Linked DNA regions of Mus musculus: region 1 is linked to region 2. Evidence: chromatin loops called from intact Hi-C (ENCODE). Cell type or tissue: gastrocnemius. All regions are shown on one strand. Each heading gives the region's core, and the rest is flanking DNA. Links, peaks and the distances in the headings are about the cores only. Region 1 overlaps 1700024I08Rik (RIKEN cDNA 1700024I08 gene). Region 2 has its middle 20 kb from the start of Gm30999.

Region 1 (9,554 bases), core at 1,117-9,116, 340 kb after region 2:
CCTCAACGCTCCCCGACCCTTCCATCTCAAACTGTCTTCCTGGTGCGATGTGGGTGCTTGTAAGGAGTTCACAGGCTGACAACCATGCACACTGTCTCCACTGAAGATAGAACAGGCCACACACAACCTTCCTTCACGAACATTCTCAGAAAGAGAGCAAAGACTAAGGACAGTAGTAGCTGAAGTGGGAAGCAACCAGAACAGGAGCATAGGGCAGAATCAAGTCTACATGTTTAAAAAAAAAAAAAAAAAAAAAAAAGGATCCAGGATCAGCAGAAGCTGTGAGGGAGGCAGAAGATGAGAACAGGCTGAGGGGCAGGGTGGGTGTGGGGGCTGCGCAGGGAGTGCTAAGCAACAGAGTGTCATAAACAAAGAGAAAAGCTCAGTGAACGGGAGAATCCAGGTATGTCAGCCAGGGTGACCCTCTTCACTGACTGCCCCCAAGCTTATGCTTGCATACCAAGGCCATTGCAGTTACATATCCTATCTGCTTAGAATGCCCTGGACGGATGCATGCTATGGTTGGCCCTGGGTGTGGTCCCTGAGAACCCCACATTCTTCCTGCTCCCCAGCCCCGGGCCCCTGTCTGAACAGTGATCCCCATTCCTGGATTCCTGGGAGGTTGCCAAACAGGGTCGTTAGGAGCCAGTCTGTCTGGATTTCCCTTCCTAAGTTTCCTGCTATTTAGCTATGTGGCCTCTGGGCAGACTCCTAACCCTGAAGCCTTAGTTTTCTCATCTGTAAAATGGGGCCGATAATTATATCATCCTCACAGAGTCACTGTGGAAATTAAATGAGTTGATACACAGTAGTGGTTGACATGTTGTACTTCCTAAAAGTCATACAACTAGTACTCATAACTGGCCCCATTCCCCTTGGTATTTCAGCATCCATCCGGGAGAGAATGAACAGACATTAGCATCAGTGTCCAACTACTGAGTATCAACCATTAGCTTTTCACAAGGGGTGTGGCTTTGGGGCCAACTCATTTTCAGTTTCCCCATCTGCAAAATGGGTACAGCAGAGCGCATCTTTAAAAATCTTCAAGAGTCTTCTGAGTAAAAAGCACTGGAAAGATGGCATGCATAAGGCATCTGTGGAGGCGGGGAGACCATAGAGGATTTGCTTTGAGAGTTTGCTCCCCATTTAAATACCCTGCTACAGTTACAGTTCAAAGATCCCTACAGCAGTACACCGAGAGTGGGGAATCCCGAGTCCTCTTCTCAGGCTTAGCCCCCGGACCACTCAGCTGAAGATTCTCCAATGTTCCCTGAAGACATTCTTCAGAGCACCTGGGCAAGCTGAGGTCTGGGCAGCTCTGGGAAGAGGGAAGAAAGCTCCTGACAGTGGGGAAGCCCTCAGAAGGAAGTGGGCAGGAACCAATAGAAGAAGCAAGGGAAGGGGCACACTAGAAACCATCCCAGGCAAACCTTAGCAGTCTTCCAGAATCTTCCATGGACGGATGCCAGAAAGTCCAGAAGGGGGAAATCTTAGAGGCCTGCCTGGGTACAGAGCAAAACTGCATCTCTATACCAGATGCTGCCCCGTGGGACATGACCACCATCCTTTCTTCCTCTGTTTCTTCCTATTTCTTTTCTGTGTATGTGTGTGTGTGTGTCTGTGTGTGTCTGTGTGTGTCTGTGTGTTTATGTGTCTGTGTCTGAGTGAGAGTGTATGTGTGTGAGAGTGTGTGAGTGTTTGAGGGTGTATATGTATTGTGTGAATGTGTGAGAGAATGTATGTCTGTGAGTGTGTATATATATGCGTGTGTGTAAGATTATGTCTCTATGCATATGTGAGTGTATGTGTGTAAGAGTGTGTGTGTGAGAGTGTATGTGTGTATGTATATGTGTTTAAGAGTATGTCTGTATATGTATATATATGAGTGTATGTGTGCATGTATGTATGTAAGAGTCTCTGTGTGAATGTGTGTGAGTGTATGTGTATTTATGTGTGTATATGTGTAAGAGTGTGTGTATGTGTGTGAGTGTGTGTATATGTGTATATATGTGAATGTGTATGTATGTATTATGTGTGCTTATGTGTGTTTAAGTGTATGTAGGTGTACACATTCTGGTATAGATGAATGTGTGTATATATTTGTGTGTATGTAAATGTGTATATATGTGTGTGTGTGAATGTGTGCATATATTGTGTGAATGAATGTGTATGTTTATGTGGATGTAAGAGAACAATGTCAAGTGTCAATGCTTAAGTTCCATCCACCTCCTAATTTTTTGAGCAGAATCTCTCTCTGTCCTGGGAGTGACCAAGTAGATGAGGCTGGAAAAGTCCTAGGGATCTGTCTGTTTTCACTTTGCAAGTGCTGAGATTACAATCATGTGACTCCTGGGGATCAAACTCTGGTCCCCATGATCTGTCCCTTTCATGATGAGAAAAAGAAGAGTCACTTCCTTGGGTTGCAGGGGACATTTCTTGCCAGATGTCAGCTCTCACTGAGTTACTTCCCTAGTTGCCGTTTCGTTTTTATTCTTTGACTACATCACAGGAAACATCATGTGAAATCACACACCATAATTCACTGGTAAAGAGATGACCACACTGTGATGTATGTTTATAAAGTCAGACACAGGGTGCTGGGTTTGCCATGGCAACCTCACTCCAAAACCCCAGAGCCCCACCCCAGGCCTTGTCTGTGTGTGCATCTACTTTCCCGGCTTTGAGCCTGAGACCCACTAGTATTTCAGCCTCAAATCCCAAGCTGCAAACAGCAAAACAGGCCCTCCTGATTTAGCTCCACGTCTCACCAAAGGCTGCACATGGGCACCACACACACATCTGCGTCCCCTTATCACAGCTGCATCAACAGAAAAGCACAGTTGAGGGACAGCCTAGGATCGCCCAGTGAGCCCTGTCCCAGCCAAGAATAAGATCTGGGCCTCAGACTCTTGCTCTGCTTCCTTAATGCTCTCTTCCCTTATAAGGTGATTAAATGGTTCTTTTTCTTCTTAAAAAGGGGTGGGGGTGGGAAGTGGGGAGAAGGAGAGTGGAAGGGGCAAAATTAGTTTGAATGCAACTGTTTTGCCCGAGACTTGGAGCACTGTAGTTCTTTTATTCGTTTGGAATGAGTGGGTATACAGAACAGCTTTGTTTTTCAATTCATTAACTTCCCCAGAAAAAGACCATCTTTTCTGTTTATACTAAGGAGCTGGATGTGGAGCCATTACCATGTGTGTGGTGTAAATAAGAAAGGCCACCAATGGAGATCTGTCCCTTTCATGATGAGAAAAAGAAGAGTCACTTCCTTGGGTTGCAGGGGACATTTCTTACCAGATGTCAGCTCTTATTTTTCATTATGAAGAAATAGGTAAATAGCTGCGGTTTTAAATTAGTGCCTTTAATTTGCAGAGCCCAGGCGGGCCCTAAAAGCTGTTCTCAGGACATAAATGCTTTCACGGAGAAAACCTGCATCCAGAAAACCCAAGGAGAGGGGAGCCATTCCCAGAACAAAGTGGGCCGGGGTTATCATGGCACCAGCACACCCATGAAGCCCTGAGCTCAGGGCTGGGTGTCAGCAGTTTGCTGACCACAATAACCACAGCCCCAGAGGGCACCATTACTGCCACTGTGATATTTCAACAGCAAAGGAATGTGGTGTTTGGATCCATCTGTTGCACACAGGCTCGGCAGTGACAGGGACATGAGTAACAGCCCTGGGTTTTCAGATGCCCCTTGACATGTAAGGGCCTTTCAGTGCTGAGTAGCTCTTCTTCCTCCCCTAACTGTAATTTCTGGCAAGTTTTGCAATAAGACGAAAATCCCTGCTCATTGCATCCCTCTAGAATATTCTAAACACAACTCTTAACCACAATGTGTTTGTTATCCATCTCCAGTTACATTTGCATAATTAAAATAGATAGCAGAGAAAACATCTCTGTAACATCAGTGGTATCCTTTGAACTTGTGCTCTGCCCCATCTGCGTTGTTTGATTTGCAAGGAAGTGACAGTTTGTTTCTATCCCAAGCCTGTAGTTTTCACCCAGATCCATCAGTGACCTTAAAGGCACAGACGGGCCAAGTTCTAAGGATGAGGACTGGATAGCAGGTCAGAGAATCGGGCACTTCGTCCAAGGGAAAACCCAAGAAGCTTCCATGAGTCCAATTTTCTTCTTTTTAAAAAAAGACTTATTTGGAGGCCTGGAGAGATGACTCAGTGGTTGGTTCAGAGCACTGTCTGCTGCTTTCAGAGGTCCTGAGTTCAATTCCCAGCAACCACACAGTGGTTGACAACCATCTGTAAAAGGATCTGATGCCCTCTTCTGGCATGTAGGTACATATGCAGATAGAACATGCATGTTCAATAAATAAACAAATAAATAAATAAATAAATAAATAAGAAAAATGTTTAGTAAAAATAAGACTTGTTTTAACATTTGTGTGTGTGCGTGTGCATGTGTCCACTGATACATATGAGTACAGGTGCCTGCAGAGGCCAGAAGAGGGAATCAAATGCCCTGGAGTTGGACTTACAGGGGTTGTGAGCCACCTGAACTGGATGCTTGAGAACTGAACTCTGGTAGTCTGGAAAAGCAGCACTTGCTCTAACCCCTGAGCCATCTCTCCAGCCCCATTTTAAACTTCTTTCTGAAAAATTTCGAGGGTCCAAGCTGAGCTATGGCCCTTTTTGTACTCTGGAACTTTGAAGTTTGACCCATGTGGGCTCTGCTGTCCTTGGCTTCCTGCCCTCCTGCCTGGTATGCCACTACTGGCCTCCATAAGAGGTGCTGCTGCAGCCCAGCAGGCAGGAATGTTCTCTACCCACCTGTCCCCAGGCCAGCCTCACCCCTTCCCTGGAATCAGTCCATGTTGGTGCCAGTGTGGAAACAGATGGAAAGGCAAATGATGGGACAACGTCTCTGGCCTCTTAGCCTGGTCACACAGTGCTGAGGATCCAGTGCAGTACTGACCCTGGAGACACACTCTCTCTCTTTCTTGTTCTTACTTCTTTCCTGTGCTAGGATGTGCTTCGTGAGAACCTCGATGCTCCCAAGAGCATACTATTTGTCCCATGTGTTCTGAGAAGTTGCCACTAGGTCTGAGAGAAGGGCACTTAAGCAGTGCCTACGGCTGGGCAGAGGCAGGAAGAGTACCCTCCCAGCCTGCCTCTCCTCCTAACTCCACTCCTTGGGCCTCATCACTATTAGATCTATTTTCCTCCCAAACACATTGTGATGGCTATTCTTGGTTGTCAACTTGACTGCATCTGGAATTAACTAAAACCCCCAAAAATGGGGCACAGAGTGAGGGAATTTTGCTTAATATAAAATGGAAAGATCCACTTCTAATTTGGACCTTTGAGGTGGGAGGACTTAGCTCTAATCTGGGACACATCTTCTGCTGGAAGCATGTATAAGGACATGGGAGAGGAAAGCTTTTGTTCTTTGCTTGCTTGCTCTTGCCTTGCTAGACAGTCCATTTCTTCACTGGCATTAGAGCCTGCTTTTTCAGGATCACAGCACATACTGAAGACCAGTGGAGACAGCCAGCCTCGTGGACTGAGTAATTATTGCATCCTTGGACCTTCTATTCATAGGCAGCCATTGTTGGATTATTTCCTATCTCTCTAAGAGAGAGAGAGAGAGAGAGAGAGAGAGAGAGAGAGAGAGAGAGAGAGAGAGAGAGAGAGAGAAAGTACAAGTTCTGTTACTCTAGAGAACTCTGACTAATAAATAAACAGGTCCATCCACCATTCACACACAGTCCAAATGAACAAGGAAGTGGAGTTTTCCTCTCCATTCACACCTGGATAAGAACCTTATTATCCTGAAAGTGACACCCTGACTTTATCAGGGGCCCTAGGAAAAACACAGATGTCAGGGCTTTGGATCATTGGTATTTAAGGATACTGGGTTTATTACTGAACATATATGATAACAATAATAAAAATGATCACAATATTTATTAAATATTGACCACGTCAAGTTTTCAAGGCATGCTGGCTCTTGTCCAGAAAAATAGCATGGTGTAGGAGACCATACATAATGGGCACAGACATTAAACAGTTTTCCTGGGTCATCCTCTGCCTGACAACCTGTTACCAGAGATGATACTGATGTCCTAGTGGGGCCCACACAGCATTTCCTGTTGGAAAATCCTGATGTAGATTCCCCTCACAATTCTCTATTGGAAGTTTTCAAAATCTTTAACCCAGCAGCTCTCCCCTTTGGAGCTTTCCCAAGCCAAATAGTTGGAAGTGCGGTGAATGGATGCATACACAGTTCTCACACGGCTTGGTTTCTGTGCGGGTTGAAGGCCAAGGACTCAGAATGACCAGAACACCCAACAACAGGGCACTAATCTAGTGTCTGATGTGGACTTGTCTTAGTCAGGGTTACTATTGCTGTGATGGACCACCATGACCAATGAAACGTGGGGGGAAAGGGTTTATTCAGTCTATACTCCTGCATCACTCATCATCATCAAAGGAAGTCAGGACAGGAACTCAAATAGGCCAAGAACCTGGAGGCAGACGCAGACGGAGGTCATGGAGGGGTGCTGCTTACTGGCTTGTTCATAGTAGCTTGCTCAGTCTGCTTTCTTATAGCACCAAAGACACCAACCCAAGGGTGGCCCCACCCACAATGGGCTAGGCTCTCCCCCATTAATCACTAATTAAGAAATGCCCCACAGGCTTGCCTACAGCCTGATCTTATGGAGGCATTTTCTTAATTGATGTTTCTTCCTCTCAGATGACTTTGGCTTGTGTCCAGTTGACCTAAAACTATCTAACACAGGACTATTGCATAGCTATTAACTCCTCTGGTATAGGACATGCTAAGTGAGATAACATTTAGGGTGCGTTGCTAGACCAATGCACCCAATTCTGAAGCAAATTTTCAGAATCTCACAGGGCCCCGCCCATAGATGAGAAGCTGCTAAAGAAAAGTCTTCTCCGGACTGAGCTCCCTGATTGGAGGTCATCCAATCCCAAGGAGTCGGTCCTAAATACAGGTACACATGTGCAACTGTAAAAGGACTCCGCAAGTTATTTACACACTTATTTATTTATACATTTATATATACACAAGGGAGTAATAATAACAGAAAGACGACATCATGAATTTGAGAGGGAATAGGGGGCACAGGAAGAGCCAGAATGCAGAGGAAAGGAAGGGAATGATGTAAATATAGTATTTGTGTAATGAAATTCTTACAATTAAATTTAAGCTTTAAAAAATGTGAGGTCCAACTGATAGGAAAAAAAAGGAGAAATTTGAGAAGAATTGAGCAAAGGGAGCAAAGGAGTAGGGAGAAGAGGGAGGAGGGGGGGAGGAGAAGAGGGAGGAGGGGGGAGGAGGGGGAGGAGAAGAGGGAGGAGGGGGGAGGAGAAGAGGGAGGAGGGAGAGGAGAAGAGGGAGGAGGGGGGAGGAGAAGAGGGAGGGGGGGAGGAGAAAAGGGAGGGGGAAGAAGAAGAGGGAGGGGGGGGAGGAGAAGAGGGAGGGGGGAGATGAGAAGGGAAAATAGAGGAGCCAATCTGGGCTGCTGCAAGAGAGCTGGACTTTGGCAATTCTCTATCTTGAGATCTTAAACTCTTTAAAGAGAGCTGATCCTCTAGCACTTTACCCTCGAATCCCTGACACAACGGTGTTGACAGCACCTGGGAGATGTAGACAGACTCTCAGGCCTATTCCAATCCACTGGGTCATAGTCAGCACAGATACCTCTGACACTCTCTCTCTCTCTCTCTCTCTCTCTTTATCTCTCTCTCTCTCTCTTTATCTCTCTCTCTCTCTTTATCTCTCTCTCTCTCTCTTTATCTCTCTCTCTCTCTTTCTCTCTCTCTCTCTCTCTCTCTCTCTCTCTCTCTCTGTGTGTGTGTGTGTGTGTGTGTGTGTGTGTGTGTGGTGTTTTATAAGCTCTGCCTGGCATGTTGTCCAAAGACGTGGCCAACACTTCTAGGATTATGCAATATATTCTGAACCTGTCTCCTGTCTCTCTCTAGTGACCCCTAGTGGGAAAGCAAAACAGCACCAAACTCCATAGAGGGACAACAAAGTCTGATCCCCACACTAAACCAACCAACAACTCCCCATCCTTTGGTCAGTTGAATCCATACAGGTCCCAAGTGCTTGGGAGATTAGACTCGTAGTACTCATCTTTCTCTGGAGATGCTGTTAGGATTCAAAGACAACATTCCCGAATGGAGCTATTCCACACACAGCTTACTTGGCATCTCTCAGAGACACATCCAAGATGACCTATTAGTCATACTGTCAAGTTGCCCTTCATAGTCCACCTCTTGGATGATCCCTTGGTATGAAGACTGTTGTTTTAAGTTGTTTCTTTAGAGGAAAATCAGTGTTCCAATTTATACTGTGGTTTGAGTTTTGTGAGGAAATAGAAAAGCTCAGATGGTACTCTACAAGGGAAAGAATTCTATAAGCATTGCCCTTGTTGTAGGACTTCTTGGAGTTTGTGAAATTAAGGTGCTTTGTGGATCTCTCAAGTTGGTCTCATGGTGCATCTGCACACACACTTACACAGAGGCACACACCCTCACACACACATGTAGATCCTCAGCTCTGGGAAGCATTTCACTTCAGCCATTGTCCTCAGAGAAGTGTCCACATCCTCTGGTTCTTCGTTCTCAGGCTGTTGCTTTAGAGATGCGATAGTGTTTTGGTTTTGGTTTTCTGTTGTTTGCTTGGTTGGTTGGGTTTTGTTCTTCTTGTTGTTGTTGCTGCTGAGGTGGTAGTGATAATGGTGAGATAAGATGTTGCTATATAGCCCAGTTAGCCTCATACTCTTCATCCTCCTGTCTCAACCTCCAAATGTCGTTTCTTGGCACTCTGTTGCTCTTTGAAAGTATCTGCTGAAGCTGGAGTTGCCTCTCACTCTTACCAACCTTGATCATAGCCAGTGATTCAGCTGCCATTCTGTACTCTATAAATTAATGCAAAAGAGTAATACAAAATCTAATAAAAACTAATAAAAATTAATAAAGTATAATAAAAATTAATACAAAATCAATTAATATAATAATTAAGTGTTATGGATTAATACAATAAGGGGTGGAGATAAGGAATAAAAGAAGAGGAAAATTAAGAGAAAAGAGAGAGAATGAGATGAGAATTTTGCATGGTTTGGAAGCTGGGGCTTGAAAATAGAGAGCCAAACAGAGGGCTGGAAATCTAACTCCCTTGGAAAGGTGCTTGTCTAGCATGCATAAGGTCCTAAATTCAATTCCCAGTGCTACACAAACTGGGCATGGTGGCGCATATCTAGGATCCCAGCACCTAAGAGGTAGAGACAGAATGATTGGAAGTTTAGGGTACCCTTAGCTACTGAGTAGAGACCCCCATCTTCCCTGACACTCCATCTCAAATGTGAGCTTATGTGAACTGGACAGAACACAGCAGTCCTCTCACAGAAACAGACAAACAAAACAAACGCCCCTACCCCACCCCAACCCCACCCCCACCCCCAGGCACAAAGCACCTGCCTTTCAGATCATGGAAGGCTACAGTCATGCCAATACCCAGCTCTTACAGCTAATTCTAACATGGACACACTTAGGAGAGTAGGGCAAATGT
Region 2 (9,554 bases), core at 470-8,469:
CTTGTTAGTTTTGGAAACTTCCTGAAACTTGTGAGTTGTTAACTTCCTGAGTCTTGGAGCCTCCCCTCTCCTCCAGGGACTGTTTCAATACAGAGGAAATTGTTACTCAATACCTCCCCTCTCTTGCCCTTCATAAAGCTTCTAGAGTTTTCCTGTGTCACTCTGCAATTCTTTACCTCACTGGTCTCCTTCATCACCACCCCACCCCCTGTAAGTCTCACTTATCCATGGAGACTGATAAGGTTAGAGGAATCATATGAGGCCACTTTCTGGTTAATATATTAGTTGTTACTTACTGACTCTGATAAAACAGTTTCTTCTTGTGATTTAGGGACACCACATCCTGGGTTTCTAAATGTGTCTGCTCGTTTCTTACCACTAGCCTTGGCTCTGACATGGCATACCATGAGTTTAGGCATTTTCCATCTTGTCCTACCTCCAAAGCATAGTTTAAATAGCCAAAGACAGAGAGCAGTGGGATTGTAGCTCAATGAGTGAAGGGCTGCTTAGCAAGCAGAAAGCTAGTTTCCCAGCATTAGTGTTTCTGTAGCTGCTCTGGTCAGTGTATGCTTCTGAGCTGGCTCTTGGCTAATGCCATGGTTTTGTTCAGCTTTTGAATCCAGGTTTTTTATTAGCAGGACACCTTTTTTCTTTTGCTTAGTTCTCACTTGCTTGTTGGTCCATGACATAAAGCCTGGAGCACTGGCTTCGCTGCTGTTTACATTTCTCCTTCTCATTATAATTTATATTTCAGTGAGTGTGGAGAAATGATGTTCTGCTCAGGGAACGGCAATGTTTGTAACTCTGTTCCTCCCACCCGGGCTGGGGGATTAGAGGAAATGAGCAGGTTCCCTTTTCGGCAATAAAACTTCCCTCTGTCACCAAGGACTTTCACCCAGAATCCAAGACCCGGTTTTAAAAACATCAAGGCTGCAACTTCGTTTGTATAAGTAACGTACAAATGAAATTTCCTTCTTTTAAAATATACAAACGCACAGGAACGTGCCTGTGAGCCCAGATCATGATTCAAACCGCAGATGCTGAACTTTTCAAAGTTCAGGGGAAAGCAGGGCAATTGCTTGGGAGGCACTTGAGGAAGATCTGTCAGGGTGGCTGTGAAGCCTGTTTATTGTGACGATGTCCTAGGGCAGTTACTGGAGGTGAAGCTCCAGTCTTCTGTTATTCCTCCTGGAATAGCAGGGAATTGCTTTGCCATGGTTGCCAACAGCACAGCTCAGACAATAACATTGGCGGCCATCTGTAAAGATTTCCTGCTTGCTCAGCCTGCCATTTGCCTACATATCCTGCAAACTAAGGTCTTCCATAGGAGAGCCATGCCACTAGGAAATTAAGCATCATTGGTTTGTAGATAGGGAACTTTTACCCACGTGCACTACATTTCTTTTCTAAGATCTTTATGAACACAGTTTATTAGCAGTTATCAACTTTTCAAACATTTGTAATCAGTTTTATGTGGTCTCCACTGGAAAACAACATAAAGTCCCATTGGATTCTGGTCTCCGCTTCTAATCACAGGGACTCCAACACGGGTATAGAAGAGTCTTTTGTTGTTGCTTCCTCACTTGCCATGTATTGTGGAACTGTGAAAACGAACACGAAGACTCCACTCTGCTTAGATGATGAGCTACAGGGGAGAGGGTGTGTGTGTCCTGCCTTTCCCAGAAGGCTGTGCTGTGTTGAAATCAGTCTCTCCAGGAACCACTTGTCTCTCTCCAGCCACTGGCTGGAAGAACCACTACGTCTCAAGATCTCTAGGTATAGGGCTTTCCAGAGGAGTCAGTCAAACTTACTTCAGAAACCGAAATCCATTGTGGTCCTGTGTGATGTGTCCGTCACTGAGGTAAGCTGGCGTCTGTGGTGTCTTTCGTGTAGGCAGAGGACAGCATTTGGATGTGAGATAGTCCCTTGTGCTGCAAATAGACACCCACCCAGTTTTTCTCAGAGACCCAAGAGACCCAGTCCTGGAGCCCTCTCGTCTGCAGATCTTTTCTGTTTGGTTTCTACAGTACTGTGGGCAGTATTATGTCATCCTAAATTGAAGCTCTAACTTCCAGTGCTTCAGAATAGACAAACACAGAGAGAGAACATCTTCAGAAAGGTGAAGAAAGAAGGCTCTCCGGGAGATGTGGCTCAGTCTGGCTGCATCTTTATGAGAAAAGGGTATCTGGTTACACAGAGACACCAGGCCCTGTGCACACTCAGAACAGGGGAAGTGCTGTTGCAAGCCAAAGGAGGGGCTCCCAGAAGTCAGCCTTGCGGCCCCCAGAGCATGAGAAAATGCAGAGTTGTTCTTGCTTGTTCATTTTTTAGACAAAATTTTAAAGATTTGATAGATAAAATTCTATTTCAGGTTATCCCAGGATTTGGGAGGTAGAGGCAGAAGGATCATGACTACGTAGCTTGTCAAGCCAGTCTTGGCACATGAGACTGTCAATAAAACTGAGAGAGACAGAGTGTAGACAGGGAAGTTAAGAAGCATTCAGCATGAGGATTGAAATATGGGGACAATCCTGGGGGAGAAGGGCCATTTTCTCTATCTGGGACAGCCTGTATGATCCAGCCAGTTCTCCTGCTGGAAGTCAGTGGCCAGCAGCCCAGAGGAAGAGGCCTCAAGCCATGTGGTGACAGTGGCAGGAGGTGTCACTTACTGACCAAGAGATGGCTTGCTTTTGAAGCAGAAAAAATGACCTTAAGGCTTAGAATTTACATACAGTCCTCTAGGTGGCAGTAGACTTTAGAGCAGCCTTTTGGGGGAATTGTGTATTTATTTACTGGGTAGCTAAAAAGTGGGGATGCAGCATTTTGGAAAGGCTGACATTCCCAAGCTGCCTTTTTCATGTTTCTATGATTTGGTCCTAAATGAGAGGAAACCTTTAACCCAGAGGGAAACCTGGTTTCTGAGCTCTGGCACTTTGGAAACACTCCTGAGGTTCTTGGGGGGAGGGGGGCAGCTGGATGGTAAGACCACCCTATGCACAGCCATCACGTGTCAGGACTTCCTGCAGACCTGCCACCATCTGCCATCTCTAAGGAGGCTCTTCTCACAGGCATGCTGGACTTTGGGAAGTTGGTGCTCAGCTCCCTCTCTCGTGGTCATGAAGTCTGGCTGTGCATCTGCAACTTCTATGTTCAAGGAAAATGCAAATGCAATCATTGCCTTAGAAAATGCTGCCGGAGCCGGGCATACCTTTAATCCCAGCACTTGGGAGGCAGAGGCAGGGGGATTTCTGAGTTCAAGGCCAGCCTGGTCTACAAAATGAGGTCCAGGACAGCCAGGGCTACACAGAGAAACCCTGTCTCGAAAAAACCAACCAACCAACCAACCAACCAACCAACCAACCAAAAACAAACAAACAAACAAACAAAAAACAAGAAAATGCTCAGAAAGTCAAAATGCAAGCAAAGGATGTACCCTTTCCATCTTCCTATTTCCTCCTTACACCTGCAGCCAGTCGGCAGGTTAGTGGCTGACCCAAGGAGCTGACTCCAGAAGATCAGGAGGGGTGAATAGATGTGCTATTCGGGATGTGGGGATGGGACATGGAGAGACTGGACACTGAACAGAGAACAGCCTCTGCAAACTGGGAGCATAGCAAAGCCAGGATACGCCAGGCTGAATGTACTGCGATGGAGAAGGGCTGCTTGCAGGAGACAGTGACAAGTCAGAAACCAGAAGGAGAAAGGACTCTCCAGAGGCCAGAGCTGGGCTCAGCTGAAGGACAGAATCTGTCTTTGACTTCTGCCAGTCCTCATTGCTGAGAGCAGTCTAGTCTAGGCCTCGAGCTATGCCCAGACAGTACTAGGGTGTCTCTGTGCCTCACACCCAAAATGCAGTGGTGAGATTTCAGAGCCTGACTGGGCTGGATTGAAGAGCAGTGGAAGGGAATGGGGCTTTTGGAGACACTCCCTCTATTTTCTAAACATTTGTTTATTGAGTGTGCACGCACAAACATGCAGAAGCCAAAAGAGAACTTTTGGGACTTCTACCATGTGGGTTCTGGGAACTGAATTCAGGTGGTCAGACTTGGTGCAAGCACCTTTACCCACTAAACGAGAAAAATCCCAATGAAACCAGGCAGTCACTCTTGTTCTCAGTCCTTCTCGTTGTAGTTATTAGCACCATGTGTGCAGCTTTTGCACAAGTCCCGTCTCATAGGCAGCACAGGTTTTAATTCTTTGCCTCCTTTGCTTCTGGATCAGCCTTTCAGGATTACCCAGCATCACAGACTAGACTTTCCAAGCCTAAACACCAAGACGAAAACCCCCTAGAGCTCCTCGACCAGAATCGCCTTCCTGGATCACCAGATGCCCAGAATCCACCTCCCACCGACATTCCAGGAAGGCAGACTTTAGAGTTCAATCTCCACATTGTTTAAGGAGCAGAGGAGGTAGAGTGAGGACCCCTGGTGAGAACCTGTCCCTGAAGTATCAGGCCGTTGTCTTCTACTGACCACCAGAGGGCAGTGTTGCACTGTGCGAACGCTAGACTGAGCGCCATGCACCAAGCACTCTAGAGGATTAAAAGTTCAAATTTATCCTTGGCTACTAATCATATTTGAGGCCAGCCTGGGCTACTTGAGACCCTGTCTCAAAACAAAACAAAAAACTGTTGAGAGGGTTGTGAGTTTGATTATGGGCATCATTGTTAGGTCAGTCTCTCTAGGGTCAGACAAGGATGCCTAACCTTCATCCTGTTTTTAGAGGGGCATGTCACAGGCCCTGTGTGGACAGTTTCAGCATAAATTATGATCATCCCTCAGTGCTGGCAAGAGAGTCATCCACGGGCTGGCACTCCACCTCAGGCCTCAAATAAAAATCTGAGTGTACTTTGCCCCTCATAAAAAGTGTGATGTGCACCCCACCATCCCTAAGTAGCTCAGCGTGAATATAATAGCCAAATGTTGCCTAAAAAGTTGTTATGTTGGATTTTCAGAAACTAAAGTATACATATTAAAACATATGCCATTTTGAGGGTTTTTGTTTGTTTTGTTTTGTCTTGTTTTGGTTTTATACAGGGCTCTAACGAAGCCCAGGCTGGCCTCAAACTTGCTGACTATCTAAGGATGGCTTTGAACTTATGATCTTCCTAAACCTTCCTCCTTAGTGTTGGTACTTCAGGTGTGTACTCCATGCTGTTTAAGTGGTGCTGGGGTCAAACCACAAGGCTTGGTGTCTGCTAAGCACACACCCCAACAACTGAGTTCCATCTGCAGTCCCAAATGTGAAATTTTTGATCCTTGGCTAGTTAGGCCTGTAGAATGGAGCCCATAGCAGTGGAGGGCGACTATGGTCAGGTTGGAGGGATGCCCACATCACTCTAGTAATTTAGTTTTAGAGAGTCTGTGGGGTTTTGTTGTTGCTGCTACTATTGTTGGTTTGTTCCTCCGTAAGAAGCTAACTTCAAAGGCTTGCCCATCCCAGCAGGCACTGCTCAGTTCTGGTAAATTCAGACATACTTCTAATGTTTACCCTGCCCCGGACATGGTGTGTTCACTAGTAGCTTTTGTAGCATAGTTTTGCTTTGTTTTTTGTTTTTTTGCTAATGGAGATTGAAATTCTGCCACAGTTCTGTGTAGATGCAACCCCAAACCTGTCAGTCTGCCGGAGACTTTTTGTCCCTGACCTCCTGGCCTCTCAGAGAAGGACACAAACAATGCTTTCCCTCTGGGGGGGATCCATCCTGGGGCAGCGCAGACCCAGGGTGGGTGGCCAGCCGCAGCTTCCCTCTGAAGGGAAGCACGTGCAGTCCTGGCTTCTGTCGACTCAGCTCTGGGAGCACCACCTCCTCTCAGCGAGCTTGGGGGCCTTGGCTGCTGGGGATGACCTGCAGGCCTTATCAGTGTTTATCTTTCAGCAAAATCCCAGAGGTGGCTGATCGTGGTGTCTGGGACTCTGACAGCTTGGAGGGCAGGCAACTATGCTTTTTCCCTTACACTCTCCCGACCCCCCAACTCCCTCACTGTAGCAGGCTCTGCACGATGGCAGAACTAGCCCATGAACTGTTAAGAGGGCTGTGGCTATAGCCACATTTTCTTTCTAAAAACCAGAAATTTTTGGAGGACTGAAGAAATGTCTCATTGGCTAAGAGTGCTTGTTGCTCTTCTAAAAGAACCAGGTTCTGTTCCCAGAACCTATGTCTGGCAGCTCACAACTACCTGTAGTTTCAATTCCAGAGGATTCTACGTCCTATCTGACTTCTGTGAGTAAACATGCATGCTTGTGGACATGCAGTGTAAACAAGAATAAATGAGGTTCAAGCTAGCCACCCTTGTCTAGAACACTCCACAAGCTTTTCCATGGGTTCCAGATGAAGTTCTCTTCTTTGCCCTTGTCCTCTCTTCCCTCTGTGATCCGAATGGACTTTCTGACTTATGTAACTCCCCTATGACTTCAGTGCAAGAAGCTTGGGAGTGTGTGGACATCGCTGAACAAAGGAGACAATCGCACTGAGTATATGCTGGACTTCCACACTTGAGCAACACTGTCCCTCACAGATTCGCTTCCATCAGTCATCCCTCTCCAAGGGCACTGGCCCTGGTGTACTTCAGGGACCTGCACATTTTCACCTTAGGGCCTTTGTATCTGCTTATTATTTTACCTGGAACACTCCTGTCCCAAATTCACATGGCAGCCACTACTTGTCATTCAGGTCTCAGCTCACAGACTCTTAAAAAAACCACTTTTTTCCTGGGTATCCCAGGAGGCGCTGGGTTCTCTCCTACATCACGATTCCATTTCTTTCAGAGCTTGTGCCATTTTCTGAAAAAACTCTTGTTCCCACATTGGACAATTTCTTTACTCCTGATCCTCTGATTCCCAGACCAGCTATGATGTAAGAGACATCAATGTGAACTCTCTCAGTTGCCAGATTTCCCAGGGTTCAAAAGGCATTCGTATGACAGGATCACAGTACTACTTCATCCATTTCTCTCATTCGCTATGGCCAGATGCCTGGCAAGGCTCAACTTACAGGAGGAAGGCTTTATTTTAACCAGCAGCTAGAGAGAATCCCACCGTCAAGCCATAGCTGATCCCTCCACGACCACCTCCTCCAGCCAGGCTTAACCTCCTCAAGGTCCCGCAGCCTTCCAACACAGCACTGCCAACGAAGGGCCAGATTCTGGACCCTATGGGGATCATATTCGGATTCAAGCAACCACATGAACCAAGATAAGCAAGAGGGTGGAGAGATTAACCACAGCTGCTGTCACCCTGAAGCTGCTGTGGGTCCTACTGGTTGGGAGAACAGCATTTTCAGGTGTCCTCACTTGTCTGGAGGTAGGGTCGTAGGACGTGTGATTCAGGAAGGAAGAACAGGAAAGGAGTTGGGGCCAGCACTGTGAGCCACATTGAAGATCCCATTCATCTTGGTCCAGGGAGTGAAGAGCAAGGACTACCTTGCTTTTGTGACAGAGGTGACTGGAGACCATACGGCCAGGGCTAGATCTGAGAAATCAAACCCAGGAGTCAGGAGTGAGCTGTTTCTCCAGCCATTTTTATTTTCCAAGGTCGGTTTGAAGTCATCTATGCTGACGAGGATGACTGTGAACTTTTTACCTTCCTGCCTAAGTGATGGAGTTACGGGTGTATACCACCACACCTGCTGTATTTAGGGCTGAGCCCAACTTAGAGCTCTGTGTTGCTAGGCAAGCATTGCACCAACTGAGCTGCCTCCTGAGCCTAAACAAATGTCTTTTGTTTCTATTCTGGGTCCTGTGTTGTCCCCTGGACCACAACCAGTTCTACTCAGTTCCTTCATTGTTTATATCTAACTGTTGTTACTGTTAGTGGGTGCTGGGGTTTGGACCCAGAGCTTCATGCTTGCTAAGAATATTCTGTTCTACCCAGTTATTGACTCTATTTTTTTTTTTAGCTTAACTTTGTTTTTGTCTGTTTGGTTTAGTTTTTGAAACTTATTTTTTAATGTCGCGACAATATTGTCTCTGATTCCATTTACCATTTGGGAACCCTTACAGGCAGCCTGTGATTTTCTCTTCTCTAAAACTGTTAACACAGGAGAGACAGGGCAATGCTGCTTGGCTGTGATTGGTCTAGCTCCTCCACACCTTCTCTTCTGGGCCAACCTTAGCAGCTAGCAGCTGTTCTTAACCTGGGAGTCAAAAGATCCTTTTATAGGTGTTTCCTAAGACAATTGGAAAACACAGGTATTTACATTATGATTCATAACAGTAGCAAAACTATCATTATAAAGTAGCAACAGAGTAACTTTATGGTTGGGGTCATCACAACATGAAGAACTGTATTAAAAGGTTGCAGCATTAAGGAGACTGAGAATCCCTGGGCTAGAGGATGCTTTTCTATCACTGCCAGTGACTATGTTGCATGCCTACCTGCCTTGCAGGTAGGGCTCATCCTTTGCAGGGCTTCCCACCCATCATTTTCCTTGGGTGCTTTTTTCCCTCTTTATGTGTATGTGTGTGGTATGTGTAGAACAGCCAATTTAAGCTTGTCCCTGACTAGCTCACAAGTGATGAGACTCAGACTGTGGTTATTTTATTTGTCTTTGACAATTCCTAGGGGGTAACCCCTAATCTGCTCTTCTAACTGCTGGCCTGGTTACTTCCCCAGAGGTGTACCCCAAGTACTTGCTGTTTCTCCTGGCCATGTGCTCTTCATCCATCTCCCCTCACGGCAGCGTCCTCTTTCCTCCCATTCTTCTTTCTCGCCCCACCTTGTCCAACCAGGTCACTCCAAACCCCCTATCTCTAATCTCTCTAGTAATTGACTGTAGCCAATTTTATTTAACCAAAAGATTTATTTATTTATTTATTTATTTATTTATTTATTTATTTATTTATTTATTTATATGGTTTTTTCGAGACAGGGTTTCTCTGTGTAGCCCTGGCTGTCCTGGAACGCACTTTGTAGACCAGGCTGGCCTCGAACTCAGAAATCTGCCTGTCTCTGCCTCCCGATTTGCTGGGATTAAAGGCGTGCACCACCACGCCCAGTTTAACCAATAGTTTTAAATCAAAGAACAAAGTTTGCACAACAAAAGCTTGTAAGCCCAGACCTTCCAGTATAGAATTTAGCATTACAATACATAGCAATAGACCAAACCTCAATACATATATATGTATTCGTGTTCAAGTGTGTGTTTACAGGGACCCAGGGTTGATAGTGAGAATTTTTGATTGGTCTTTGAAGTAGGGTCTCTCAGTCAAACCCAGAACTCACAAATGTGGATGGTCTACTTGTCAGCCACTTAGATGATTCCCGTCTCTGCCTTCTGAGGCCAGGATTACAGGCACTCTTATAGACCCTCTGGATTTATGTGGGTTCTGGGGACCTAAACTCTGGTCCTCTCACTAGTGTGGTAAATGCTTCAGCCACCACACCGTGTCCCCAGTCCCAAGTACTGTATTTTGCAATCATTGTATCACGAGTTATATTTAGAAGATTTTTCATAAGATGGGAGTTGGTAGAGGGTTGGAACCGGGCAGCATTCTTAGGAAAGCATCTACACTTACCTTACCTCTGCCACCTGAGGCCACTCTCCACCTGGAATGCTT

The links. A loop is a pair of places that touch in the nucleus more often than their neighbours do. Peaks named below come from ENCODE experiments on the same cell type or tissue, not always from the same donor. Only the 100,000 strongest peaks of a DNase experiment are listed, where the experiment ranks them.
Region 1: a loop joins it to region 2, with 2.5 times the contacts of the local background. A loop is called at or near these places in 21 of 42 quality-filtered maps.

Annotation. Positions count from the first base shown.
Region 1 is chr13:63,695,016-63,704,569 of GRCm38, reverse strand. All of the region lies in intron 4 of 1700024I08Rik (RIKEN cDNA 1700024I08 gene), which reads left to right. Among named protein-coding and RNA genes, the nearest start is that of 1700024I08Rik, 35 kb to the left of the region's middle. In gastrocnemius, for the core only: a CTCF peak has its summit at 7,968 (motif pointing left); DNase peaks (open chromatin) are centred at 1,493, 4,745 and 7,954; H3K27ac peaks cover 394 bases.
Region 2 is chr13:64,031,458-64,041,011 of GRCm38, reverse strand. No RefSeq gene overlaps it. Among named protein-coding and RNA genes, the nearest start is that of Gm30999, 20 kb to the left of the region's middle. In gastrocnemius, for the core only: CTCF peaks have their summits at 2,752 (motif pointing right) and 4,469 (motif pointing right); DNase peaks (open chromatin) are centred at 2,625 and 4,471.